3 separate regions of the Homo sapiens genome follow, and regions 1 and 2 are each linked to region 3. The links are chromatin contacts, found by Hi-C or POLR2A ChIA-PET in ENCODE. All regions are on one chromosome and are shown on one strand. The core of a region is the stretch at or near the end of the contact, and the rest is flanking DNA. Distances in the headings are between cores, read along the strand shown.

Region 1 (4,136 bases), core at 689-3,188, 170 kb after region 3:
TCTGGAGTGAGACTCGGGAGTTTTCAGTCCACTGAATGATGCCTAATGACAGCATTCCAGGAGGAATGCATATGCATTACAGGCCCCCACCCGAAGGGGGGCTGGGCTGTGCTCTCCACTCCTCCGTTCCCACATGACATCAGTCTTGTGAAAAGCTCCCCTCTTGCAGAGTTCAGCTATAAGGAACTTTGTGCGTAAAATGTTCTTCAGCTTCCAACTCAATTCTATAGCAGTCGAAGAAGCAGGCCTGAAGGTTGTCAAGGGTACCTTGGTTTTAACCCTTTGGATTTAGAGGATAATAGCCAGTTAAAAACAACAACAACAACGACACTCACACATTACATTTTCTGTTTTTCTCAGAATCTCTGAAAAATTGGACAATTCCTAAAAGTATGAAAAAAGTATTCCTTGCTTTCTATCTAAAGAACATCCAAGCCCAGCCTTCGTGGAATCAGTCCGCTGTCATTACTTATCTTAACACATGACTCATGCTTGAGACTCTCAATAGAAATTATATCTGATCTCAGCTATTAACAAACTAGTTCCAGTGGTTCCTAATGAAAGCTCAGATAAGACTATCTCTCTCTCTGAGCTTGGTGATATATTTAATTCTTAAGTAGAGTAACTGTGTCTTTTCCCAATCAGCAGAAAATAATATAATTTTCTTAAAATCTTTGATACTCATAACTATTTCCCTATGGTGTTGAGAGAGAACAAAATAAAAATCAGAAAATACATATGAATAGGAAAATCTTGAAGCATCTGATCGCACCTTATCTGAGCATGGTGGCTCTTTCATAGGTATGTTTTTTCATGGTTTTGCTTTTAGCTTAGATGTTCTCCTAGAAAAACTGTCTCCAGTTTACATGTTGAAATTATACGTATCAATATTTCAAGTCACTTGGCAAAGAGTATGGTACTTTTATTCTCAGATGTTTGGATTTCCTGGATAAGCGGAGAGCCATTGTTTAAAAATATAAAAATACATAATGTAAATTATACATTATATATACATACATACACACGATATATCCACACATACATACATACATACACACACACACACACACACCCTACCATTCCCTTTTTTTTTTTTTTTTTTTGAGACAGTGTCTTCTCTGTTGCCCAAGCTGGAGTGCAGTGGTGTCAACACAGCTCACTGCAGCCTCAACCTTCCAGGCTCAAGTGATCCTCCCACCTCAGCTTCCCAAGTAGCTGGGACTACAGCCATGTACCACCTGGCTAATTGTTTTAATTCTTTTTAGAAATGATGTCTCGCCATGTTGCCCAGGCTGGTCTCGAACTCTTGGGCTCAAGTAATCCTCCCACCTTGGCCTCCCAAAGTACCAGAATTACAGGCATGGGCCACTGCACGCAGCCTATTGTTAACATTCTGTATCATACTAATGCTTACTTTGTTTTTCTCTTCGTACTGCCGCCTAGATTCAGCCAGCTGTTCTTCAAGCTCCAGCAACATATCTTTTAGGGTATCAACCTGGTACATGAAGTTTGTCTTTTCATTGTCTAGCTGAGCATTGGAAACCATAGCCTTCTTATATTTCTCTTCAACTTCTGCTAGAGAGTCCTGTGGAAAGCAGGTCATATTTTTGAAATTGCAATAAAAAAATCAAAACAAAGAATCATTCAGTATTCTGTTAAAAAAAAACCCTCAGTCCTAAACTTAGACTATATTTCTTAGAGCAAATGGATCAGAAGAAGAAACACATGGCAATTTCAAATGCATGGAAATCCCCCTTTTCAATTTGGTCAAATTCTCATTGCTCAGAAAATTCACTATTAAAAGCAATGGACACACTCATTAGAACAAACGAGATACCAGTATGGAAAGGGATGTGGTCACAGAGGCAGTAGAGTCTCTGGCCCCACTCAGTAGCTGGGGAATCCCCCCAGCACGGCGTCCTAGGGCTGGGTGTCAGGCTGTTCAACAGATTTCTGAAGAATCACTCGAGGCGTGTGACCAGCCCTTGTGAAAGAGCCAGTGTGTGATGGCTGAGATAATTACATAGGGCCACAAGCCAGTGACTGCCAACCAGCCCTACTCTGGCTTATGAACCAGGAAAGGAGCAGTAGTGAGTTCAGATTTTTGACTCATAGGAAAATGGCAGGCAGATCTCACTGGGTAGGTCCTGGAAAGACAAAGGTCATTCCCTTTGAAGGACAGTCCAGAGAAAGAGGCCTGTAAAATACGCATGGCGATGCCCTCACGTGCCTCACACCCTTGCAGGTCCCCAAACATGAGGAGGGGAAGGCGATTCCAAAACAGAGAGGCAGAACCTTCAGGGCGCATACATGCAGAGCTAAAGGCAGCGGCAAGAGCTGCCAGTTCAGGTGCAGCAGAGGCTACCAGGGGGCTGGAGGGACCAGTGCTGGTCTAGCTCTGTACCTCCACACCAGGACAGCTGCTTCACGTGGGACCAGCGGGTCTCCGGTTGGTTCAGTGGCTCCCCAGCAGCATTTTTTCTTTTTTGAAACAGTGTCTCGCTCTGTCACCCAGGCTGGAGTGCAGTGGCACGATCTCGGCTCACTGCAGCCTCCACCTGCCAGGTTCAAGTGATTCTCCTGACTCAGCCTCCCAAGTAGCTGGGATTACAGGTGCGCACCACCACACCTGGCTAATTTTTATATTTTTAGTAGAGACGGGGTCTCACCATGTTGGCCAGGCTGGTCTCAAACTCCTGACCTCCGGTGATCCACCCACCTCGGCCTCCCAAAGTGTGGAATTACAGGCGTGAGCCACCACGCCTGGCCAAGTGGCTCCTTTTCGCATGAATTGAAAGCCAGAGTCTTATTTTTCCCCCTTTCAGGAAAGGTGGCAGATATGAAGATAGTGAATTAGTCATGATCGATGTCACCTCCTCTGTCTGGTGCCCTTTGATATTAAATTCAAATGATCTTGCAGGTACTTTCTAGGGGGCTGAAAAGGAAGTAACAGATACGCCACCCACTTCCAGATCCATGATCCGCTGCTGCCTAAGGAAGACAGTCACTGATTGCCCACCTTACTGTCAAGGAACAGGGCAACCACATCTCCTGGCTGGTGCAATGAAGTCACTGCACACTCTAAAAGCAGTGTGCACACGCTCCAAGAAAGCCAATGCCATAGTCAGTCTTTACTTCAATTAGTAGCATTTTACAGGGTGCAAATAATTGGGATGTTTCAAAAGTGTGGCATGTGAGGACGGCCTTATTAGTAGACATCAGATATTTTGAGAAGCAAATCAACTGAAGCATTTTTGTATACAACTACTACAAAAAGTGAAGAAAACCAAGAACCTTCTTCAAGTGTCTGGCACACGCCTATGGGAAATGAGAAACTGGTTTTAAGCCTGGGGGAAGGATGGTAAGTCTAAGGCATGCATCAGGGAGTATGTTAGTAACCTTTTCTACTGGGCAGTTACATTTTCAATCTTGGTTCAAACAATGCATTTGGGAAAATGGTGAGTGTACACCCATGCCGGCACTCCTGCCATTGTGAGTTCTTCTACACCCTGGAGCCTATTTACAGTAAGCATGCACTTTGAATTTCTTCTTTAGGATGTTGTTTTTTTTTTTAAGTTAAGTTGGGTTAATATCGTGAGACCACACGTCTGTGAATTGGTACCTTCATCTCTTTCAATCCCTGCATGTATTTGCCTTCTACATCCTGAATCTGGTCCTTTAACTCATTGAGTTCCTGGGGGAAATGGCAAAAAAGGCAGATGATGTCAAGGGAAAACAGGTGATTCCCTAAATCTTTTATACTTCAGGGTAGTTTCTATTTGGGTAGTCTGAGCACCCAATTTTCTTTTTTATTTTATTAAGCGTTAAGGGAAAATAAACTTCAATATTTAAAGATTAAAGTTCAGGTGTATCCCATATGATATTTTTACATGATTTTATACAATTTTAGTGTATCTCATATGATTTTACACAGTTTAAAAAACAGACAAAATAGAGCCTCGGAAAACGGTACAGGTTATTTCAACTCCTATTTAGTAATTCATTCAAGCACTAGGAGTTCCTACTCTGTGCAATGTACAGTAAGATGCTAGAGGCAAAAATCAGTAGCACTTTTTCCCTGCATTTATGGAGCTCCAAGTCTCTACTTTGCCAAATTCCTGGTGCCGGGGACAGCA
Region 2 (3,942 bases), core at 642-3,141, 250 kb before region 3:
TGCAGCCCCAAGCTGTGCAGTGTGTGCCCAAGGATGTTTCACCGAGGCTGGGCTCATTCTCAGCTTTATGTCTGGAAGTGGTGTAAGGCCTATGGTGTTATAAATTCTTGTATATTTACCATAACACCCATGTTTTTATTCAGTGATTTTTCTGGAGTTTGCCTAAGAAAGTACAGCACCTAATGTTTGAGGTAATTAATAATTCTGTTAATTGGCGAAGAGAAGGATAGTCTCAGTTTTGATGTATAACATCCTATCCACAAATACTTGTAAGTAGTTTAAACCTTTGTCTCAGAAATTAAGTGGGTTTAAACAAATCTTAGCCTGGCCAGGCGCTGTGGCTCATGCCTGTAATCCCAGCACTTTGGGAGGCTGAGGCAGGTGAATCACCTGAGGTTAGGAGTTTGAGACCAGCCTGGCCAACGTGGTGAAACCCTGTCTCTACTAAAAATACAAAAAATTACCCGGGCGTGGTGCCGGGCACCTGTAATCCCAGCTACTCAGGAGGCTGAGGCAGGAGAACAGCTTAAACTGGGAAGGTGGAGGTTGCAGTGAGCCAAGATTGCGTCATTGCACTCCAGCCTGGGCAACAAGAGTGAAACTCCATCTCAAAAAAAAAAAAAAAAGAAAAAAGAAAAAAAAAACCTTAGCCTTTGAATAGTTGGACAAATATTTATTTTATCTCCATCTCCAGGCCCTTTTTTTATTTTTTATTTTTTGGTTGGGCCTAAAACCCGTTTATATTTCTCCCTGGTGTTGTAGGTTCATTTTGTTGGCCTGTGATGGGCTCTTCAAGGTCTTTACCCCAGAAGAAGCCGTGAACTTCATCTTGTCCTGTCTCGAGGTGAGAAATCTCACACGGGGGTGGTGGTTGTCCCAATTGTGTCTTAGTTTTCAGAGAAGTAGAAGTTCTGAGACCCCATTTCCTCCCATTGTGGGACAGCCCTTGTGCCCTTTTTCAGTGTGAACTCTGCCTACTGACTCACTGGTCAGTTTGTCCTGCCAGCCCTGATGGAGACCAGAGCAGCTCTTCTTCCTGGCAGTCATGTCTCAGGAAAGTGACAGGGTGCGGGGTCACTCCATTCACTCATTCCCTTTCTCATCTGGTAGGATGAAAAGATCCAGACCCGGGAAGGGAAGTCCGCAGCCGACGCCCGCTACGAAGCAGCCTGCAACAGGCTGGCCAACAAGGCGGTGCAGCGGGGCTCGGCCGACAACGTCACTGTGATGGTGGTGCGGATAGGGCACTGAGGGGTGGCGCGCGGCCAGGAGCACGCATGGTATTGACTTAAAAGGTTCATTTTGTGTGTGTGCACATTGTGTGTTTTGTGTACTCCTGTGGGACTCCCATGGTTGTAAATAAAGGTTTCTCTTTTTTTTTCCTAGTCTTTTGAGTTATTATACTGTGAGCACCTCTTGACCCTTCAGAGATTGTGTTTGCTTTTGAATATGCTGTCTTTCCTTGTTAAAACCATTATAGGCATCTTGGACTGGCTCGTAGTGGCCTGCAGGCTGCTGGTTGTGTGATGTTTTGTAGTTCACGGGCATTTTGCTGTGCTTTCACTGTCATGATGACCCTGGTTGGGGAAGTGGCATGTTGCAATGAAGAGACCCAGGGGATGACTGGTTAGTCAAGGCTAGGCCCAGACCAGGGCTTTGGGAACCCTCTAGCTCTTTTCAGTTTTCCCTATGGAAATAGTGTTGCAAAATGTTACATAGCATGAGCTCAGGCTTAGCCAGGAAATAGACTCATAGACAAGGTTACTCATGCATCAGACCTGCCAGAAACAGTACAGAATTAGCCATTCTCATTCCATTGGTGAGAGCTGCAGTCTGGTGGAAGGAGTCTGTGGAGGACTCGGTTCAGTGGCTTCCATCTGGACTCCCTGGGTGTAGGTGTGCACCTTCCTGTTGGAGCAGGCAGCCGGCTGCTCAGCATGGCCCGGAAATTCTGCTTCCCACGTGAGGTAGGTGTGGGGAGTTGGCCCTGTGCTGGAATGAGGTTAATCTTTGCAATAACACCTCAAAGGGGGACACTTCTGTTAAAGATGTTAAAAGCATGAAAAGAGTGCATGAAGAATAATAAGCTCAGAAGAATAAGCTTTAAAATACTTTTCAAGCACTTGTTTATATAGAAAACGTCATCATTATGACTGTAAGTAGTTTTTAGTAAAGCAGCTCTTGGATCCTTTTGTGTAAATGTTTGGCTCAGGATGATGTAAGATTCTAAAAATTTGCGTTTTCAGAATCTGTTTTGTAATGTTCCCTGGCCCCCACCCAACACACACACATGGTTTTATCACCCAGTTGATTGAGTGGAATTGGTATCCATGCTGCGAGGACCTCAGTGGTAAAGGCTTCATGTAAACCTTAGATGCCTCCTGGGGGTCTGTTGTGTAAAAGCCACAAGTAAGAACTGAACGAAGTGTTGGTGCTGCCCCTTCCTTCCCCAGGGAGTTTTAAGAGCCAAGTACCCATTTCAGTTTGAGGACTGGGACATTGTACAGTGTGGCCTCATTGAAGAAAAGAGCCCTGGCACCCCAGAATCAGGAAATAGAACCATTCATTTGGTAACTATCTTCCTATAGCAAACCAGGTGTTTGCACACTGATGTCTGTGACTCATACATCCCTATGTCCCACTGTTCCCGAGAGGCTTGACCCTAGTTTCCCAGGAAGGTTCACTCCCAGCCTTCAAGGGAGTCCCTCCCACGTAGAGGCTGGAGGCCATCTCCACTTCACCTTCCAGGTTCCTCCTTACTGTGCTTAGTTTAGTGAACCTGGGCTAAAGGATTGATTCCGGATCTTAAGGTCTGCCTTTTGTTTTGTAACTGTTGTGTCACATAGTTCTTAAGTAAGTACTTGAACCACCCCACGAAGTCAGTTATATAAATATATTCCACTTGGCAGTATTTATTAGACAATAAATACTTTAATAAATTGCTGCATAACACACTGAGAAAAATGAAAGAGATGTGGATATGTGGCTTTTACAAGAGTGAAAGATAAGTTCTCTAGAATATCTGTGCCCAGTGGATACAAAGTGAAATCTAGATAAGGGCGTGGCCACATCACCCCCTTATCAAAACACACGGATGCAGTACCCAGGCCAGCCCAGTACTTCTAGGTAGGGTGGGTGTGAGTCCTACTGAGAATCGCACCAGGCCTTTCCCAGGGCAGAGTGTTTGGTTTTTGTGTGTTACTGCACTTGGGGATGGAGATGTTTGATTCGATGTTGGGGTTTGGAAGCTGGGCTCCTGGGGATCATTCGGGCCTGGTGGCAGCCACCTCATCCGGAGGCTAGTTAGTTAGAAGGTGAAGGTGACTGGCCATTGCTCCCTTCTCTCCCAGGCCTGAGCGCCCTTGCCAGACCAGCTTGGCTCCCAGGAGGTCCTGAGGCACCAGGTTCTTCGTAGCCTGTTGTGTGGGGAGGCAGTGGGTTAACTCTTCCTCAGCAGGTAGGAGGCCCTGGAGGTCGCTGCCGAGGGCCTTGTCCTCTTCACTACCTACTCTGGGACAGTCCTGTACTTTGGGGAAAATGTGGGAGGCTACATTTGAGGAGGCTGCGGGCTCACAGCCTGTGTGTCCTCATGAGAGCTGCCGTCCCCATCCCCAGGCCCCATCACTGCCACAGGAGCACAGCAGGCTTGGGACCAGCCCTCCCAAGACCACCCTTTCTCGGGACCATCTCTCGTCCACCACCTGTCCAATGTCAGCGCCGCATGGCCACCCAAGTGGGAAAGATGCTTGGGAGGCTCATCCCAGAGCCGCTGGACCCAGCCAGGCCCTGGCACCCCTGGTGGAAGACTCTGCTTCAGCTATTCGGATGATGGGTCAGCAGGCCCGGCTGTCTCCAATCTGTAAAGACGTTCTAGATCTTTCCTCTGGTGGGTGGCTCCTACCAGTGAGTCAGCACCTCAGAGGGGAGGGGAAAAGGGATCTC
Region 3 (3,756 bases), core at 1,051-3,550:
ACTCAAGAAAACAGGGGCCTTTTGTGCATAAGTTCCTAAACTTGCGGGGGCAGACTGCTGTTATGAAGAGTGTCATAACTTATACATGGGCCACAGGCCTGTGCAGTAATTCACCAAAGAAGACTTCCTATGACCACACCCGTGGGGAAAACATTGGCCTTGCTGTAATCAGATGTGTGTAATGAAAACTGCAGTTGGGAGCATCTTTTCCTGATCCAGCTGTTAAAGTTAATACCCAGTTCTGGCTAAAGTTCTGGCTAAAGTACTGGAGTAAGCAGAAACTTGCATCAATACTGGTGTGTCGGGGAGATGCAAACATGCGCGAGGGATATGGCAACAGCTACGCAGAGCCTAGGGATCTCCTTGACCCAAATATTCTATTTCTAAACATTTGTATTATGGAAGTGCACATCAGAGCGTTATTTATAAATAGCAATAAACAAAACAGGCCAGGCACAGTGGCTCACACCTGTAATCCCAGCACTTTGGGAGTCCAAGGCGGGCGGATCGCTTGAGGTCAGGAGTTGGAAACCAGCCTGGCCAAGAAGGTGAAACCCTGTCTCTACTAAAAATACGAAAGTTAGCCGGGCGTGGTGGCAGGCGCCTATAATCCCAGCTACTTGGGAGGCTGAGGCAGGAGAATTGCATGAACCCGGGAGGTGGAGGTTGCAGTGAGCCGAGATAGTGCCACTGCACTCCAGCCAGGGTGACAGAGTGAGACTCTGTCTCAAAAAAAAAGTAATTAATAAAAATGTAAACAAACAGATGAAACCCCTGCCCTTCAGAGCTTATAAAAAATGTGTAGTCATTTTCTAAAAAAAGTAATTTTTAAATTGATAAAGCCATTTACAAAAGAGTATGAGGCCATTTTAATTAATTAATTAATAATTATTATTATTTTTGAAACAGAGTCTCCCTCTGTTGCCCAGGCTGCAGTGCAGTGTCACAATCTTGGCTCACTGCGAATTCTGCCTCCTGGGTTCCAGCGATTCTCTCACCTCAGCCTCCTGAGTAGATGGGACTACAGGCATGCACCACCAGACCCAGCTAATTTTTGCATTTTTAGTAGAGACGGGGTTTCATCATATTGGCTAGGTTGGTCTCGAACTCCTGAACTCAAGTGATCTGCCCACTTCAGCCTCCCAGAGTGCTGGGATTACAGGTGTAGCCACCGCGCCCAGCAAGCCCCCCCTTTTTTTTTTTTAATACAAGCATCTATCTGTCTATCATCTATGTACTTAAGTATAAATTAATGCCAAAATGTATGTTAAAGATTATCTGAATGGTTGGAATTAAGACGGTTTGTTTACCTGCATTTGCTTTTTATTCTTTTTGCTTTGTTTTTTGAGACCGAGTTTCGCTCTGTCTGCACTGGAGTGCAATGGCGCAATCTCGGCTCACGGCAACCTCGGCTTCCAGGGTTCAAACGATTCTCCTGCCTCAGCCTCCCGCGTAGCTGGGATTACAGGCTACATGGCGCATGCCACCATGCCCAGGTAATTTTTGTGTTTTTAGTAGAGACGAGATTTCACCGTGTTGGCCAGTCTGGTCTCGATCTCCTGACCTCGCGATCTGCCCGCCTTGGCCCCCAAAGTACTGGGATTACAAGTGTGAGCCACCGCGCCCGGCCTTTTTTACCTGTGTTTTCTACAATGTACTTGTATAATAAAAGAAGGTGACAAGAAATAGGGGGAAATTGGTAACAAGCTTCATGTCTAACAATAGAGGATTGGCTGATGAAGTGTATGTCACATTTATTTACAATTAATGACGCCAATGAATAGTTTTTTTCAGTACCACGTGCTAGGCATTAGATGTTCTTTGGCTGTTCTGTGCTGTACATGTGACTATGCTTTTTGTTTAAAAGAAAAGGAGAAAAAGGAAAGGAAAGGGAAAAAAAGGAGAAGAGAGAGAAAAGAAAAGAAAAGAAAAGAAAAGAAAAGAAAAGAAAAGAAAAGAAAAGAAAAGAAAAGAAAAGAAAAGAAAAGAAGAAAAACAAAAGATAGAAAAAAAGGGAGGGGAGTAAGAGCAGGAGAACTCATGGCGTCCTGGGCGGGGCTGCCGGGCTCGCTCCCCGCAGGGCCCTCGTGGCTCCCCTGGCTCGCGCGCGCCCCTAGCGGGCGTCTGGGGTCCTGCGGGCCGTGCGGTCCCGTGTCATCGCGCTGGGCAGCCCCGGGTCCACAGGGCAAGCTGCGCCCCTGTTTTCTTTCCAGGGTCCCCTGCCCTCCAGCGAGCCTAGTTGAGCCCCAGCTGGACTCCAAGTCGAGCCTCTGCAGCCAGGTGTCCGCCAGATGTCTTCCACGGCCAGCAAGGGAACCGCCTGGGCACGCGTCAGTCTGGCCTGTTTCCTGATCCAGAAAATTATTTTCAGCTGCGCGTGACCTTCCACGGGGCCAGGACCGGAAAACTAGACAGCAGTGATCTTTTTAAAACCGTGGACTCTATGAACTAGGAAAGTCCCCTCCAAACTCGTCAACAGGAATTCACTGCTTATTGGTACCAGTTTGGGAAATCATTGTTTTTTAATTAAAAATCAGGGGGCTGGGAGGAAAGGAGGGTCCCCTGGCAGTCTTGGGTGGGCTGCAGGGCTGCAGGAACGTGACAGCAGGGGCAGTGGGGCTGTGGGAGGGTGCTCTGCCCGTGGGGCCAGCTTGTGATGGGCTGGGGACTGAGCTGTGCTCTGGGGACACACAGAGATTCCTCACTCAGCTGGGTGGCCTTATGTTCCCAGGGTTTTCCCACAACTTGTCCTGGCTGGGGGGCTGAGCTTGCCAGCCTTCCTGGGGAACAGCGGGCCAGGGCAGGACTCCATCCCCAGGAAGCACAGGTGAGGCTTACAAAACAGGTGCAGGACTTGCAGACGCAGCTCTCCTTTCAGCAAACCCTGCTGAGACGCAGAGCGGAGAAAACAGGAGGTGCCCCAGTTTCTTCTCCCGGGTAAGACTGAGAGCTGTCCTTGAACCTGATCGGCCAGAGAGAGTGCTGAGGAGAACCAGAGCATCCCGTGGGGCTCCCTGGGCTGGGCTCTGCCAGGTGGGTTTCCCAGGAGATCGGCCATGACAGCTGCTGTGTTGGGCACTCCTCCAGGGCAGGGGTGGCCCCGGGAGAACTTGGGCAGGAGGGGGCATGAGTCACACAGAGGGTGGCCCACTGGGTTTATGGTACCCGGAGTTGCAAACACTCAGGTGTGAGTCACCTGAGTGCACACGTGGCTGGAGGCAGACAGCCTCCCTTGCCCTCCCCTCCTCCAATCCCAGCTCCTGATGGTTGTACCCTCTCCTGTGCTGAGGGCAGCAGAGACTCATTAGCGAACTGGGGGCCCTGGAGTCGGAGAGCTGGCTTCCAATTCCGGCTCTAGTACCCGCGCTCAGGGACACTGGGCATGTGTTGTCACCTGCCTGTGCCTCAATCTCCTTAACTGCAAAATGGACATAACCTCCAGGCTGATGAAGACTAGGAGAGCAGAGGTCAGGGATGGGCCCCTTCATAGGGGCTCAGGGCCTTTCTGTTCCTCCATTGCTTTCTCCGGCCTGGCCCGCTGTGTGAGGCTGGCCGGCAGACATCTGTCTCTCTCTCAATTTTAAAAAATTTTTTTAGTAGGGACAGGATCTCACTGTGTTGCCCAGGCTGATCTCAAACTCCTGGCCTCAGGCGATCTGCCCACTTCGACCTCCCAAAGTGCTGGGATTGCAGGGGTGGCATCTGTTGGCCTCAGGAAGCAGGCCCAGGCTGCACTCCTGCCCTTGTCCCCCACCT

What was found. Hi-C counts contacts between places; a loop is a spot of excess contacts on that map. ChIA-PET counts read pairs that join two places held with the same protein, here RNA polymerase II (POLR2A). Pooled maps may share reads with other maps.
Region 1: a loop to region 3 is called in a pooled map, with 2.1 times the contacts of the local background. The contact joins two enhancer-like sites. A Hi-C loop is called at or near these places in 1 of 50 pooled maps. POLR2A ChIA-PET finds 5 or more read pairs at or near these places in 2 of 52 experiments (WTC11 and naive thymus-derived CD8-positive, alpha-beta T cell).
Region 2: a loop to region 3 is called in a map of CD8-positive, alpha-beta T cell, with 1.8 times the contacts of the local background. The contact joins two enhancer-like sites. A Hi-C loop is called at or near these places in 1 of 168 maps with a recorded cell type or tissue (CD8-positive, alpha-beta T cell) and 4 of 50 pooled maps. POLR2A ChIA-PET finds 5 or more read pairs at or near these places in 2 of 52 experiments (AG04450 and H1).

Annotation. Positions count from the first base shown.
Region 1 is chr2:237,750,758-237,754,893 of GRCh38, reverse strand. LRRFIP1 (LRR binding FLII interacting protein 1) reads right to left here. Exons shown (of 24, transcript NM_001137550.2): 14 at 3,623-3,694; 15 at 1,415-1,585. Among named protein-coding and RNA genes, the nearest start is that of RBM44, 46 kb to the left of the region's middle. RefSeq lists an enhancer at 1,764-1,813. Within about 2 kb of position 1,938, at least 3 of the 41 ENCODE cell types and tissues checked have a DNase peak (open chromatin) inside an H3K27ac peak, as active enhancers do.
Region 2 is chr2:238,167,845-238,171,786 of GRCh38, reverse strand. It overlaps ERFE (erythroferrone), which reads right to left. Exons shown (of 8, transcript NM_001291832.2): 8 at 2,897-3,942. It overlaps ILKAP (ILK associated serine/threonine phosphatase), which reads left to right. Exons shown (of 12, transcript NM_030768.3): 11 at 763-844; 12 at 1,111-1,385. The coding sequence ends at 1,251. Among named protein-coding and RNA genes, the nearest start is that of ERFE, 11 kb to the right of the region's middle. Within about 2 kb of position 1,891, at least 15 of the 41 ENCODE cell types and tissues checked have a DNase peak (open chromatin) inside an H3K27ac peak, as active enhancers do.
Region 3 is chr2:237,922,180-237,925,935 of GRCh38, reverse strand. It overlaps LOC105373960 (a long non-coding RNA gene), which reads left to right. Exons shown (of 3, transcript XR_924046.3): 2 at 2,214-2,496; 3 at 2,879-3,050. Among named protein-coding and RNA genes, the nearest start is that of UBE2F-SCLY, 43 kb to the left of the region's middle. RefSeq lists a silencer at 2,004-2,213. Within about 2 kb of position 2,300, at least 20 of the 41 ENCODE cell types and tissues checked have a DNase peak (open chromatin) inside an H3K27ac peak, as active enhancers do.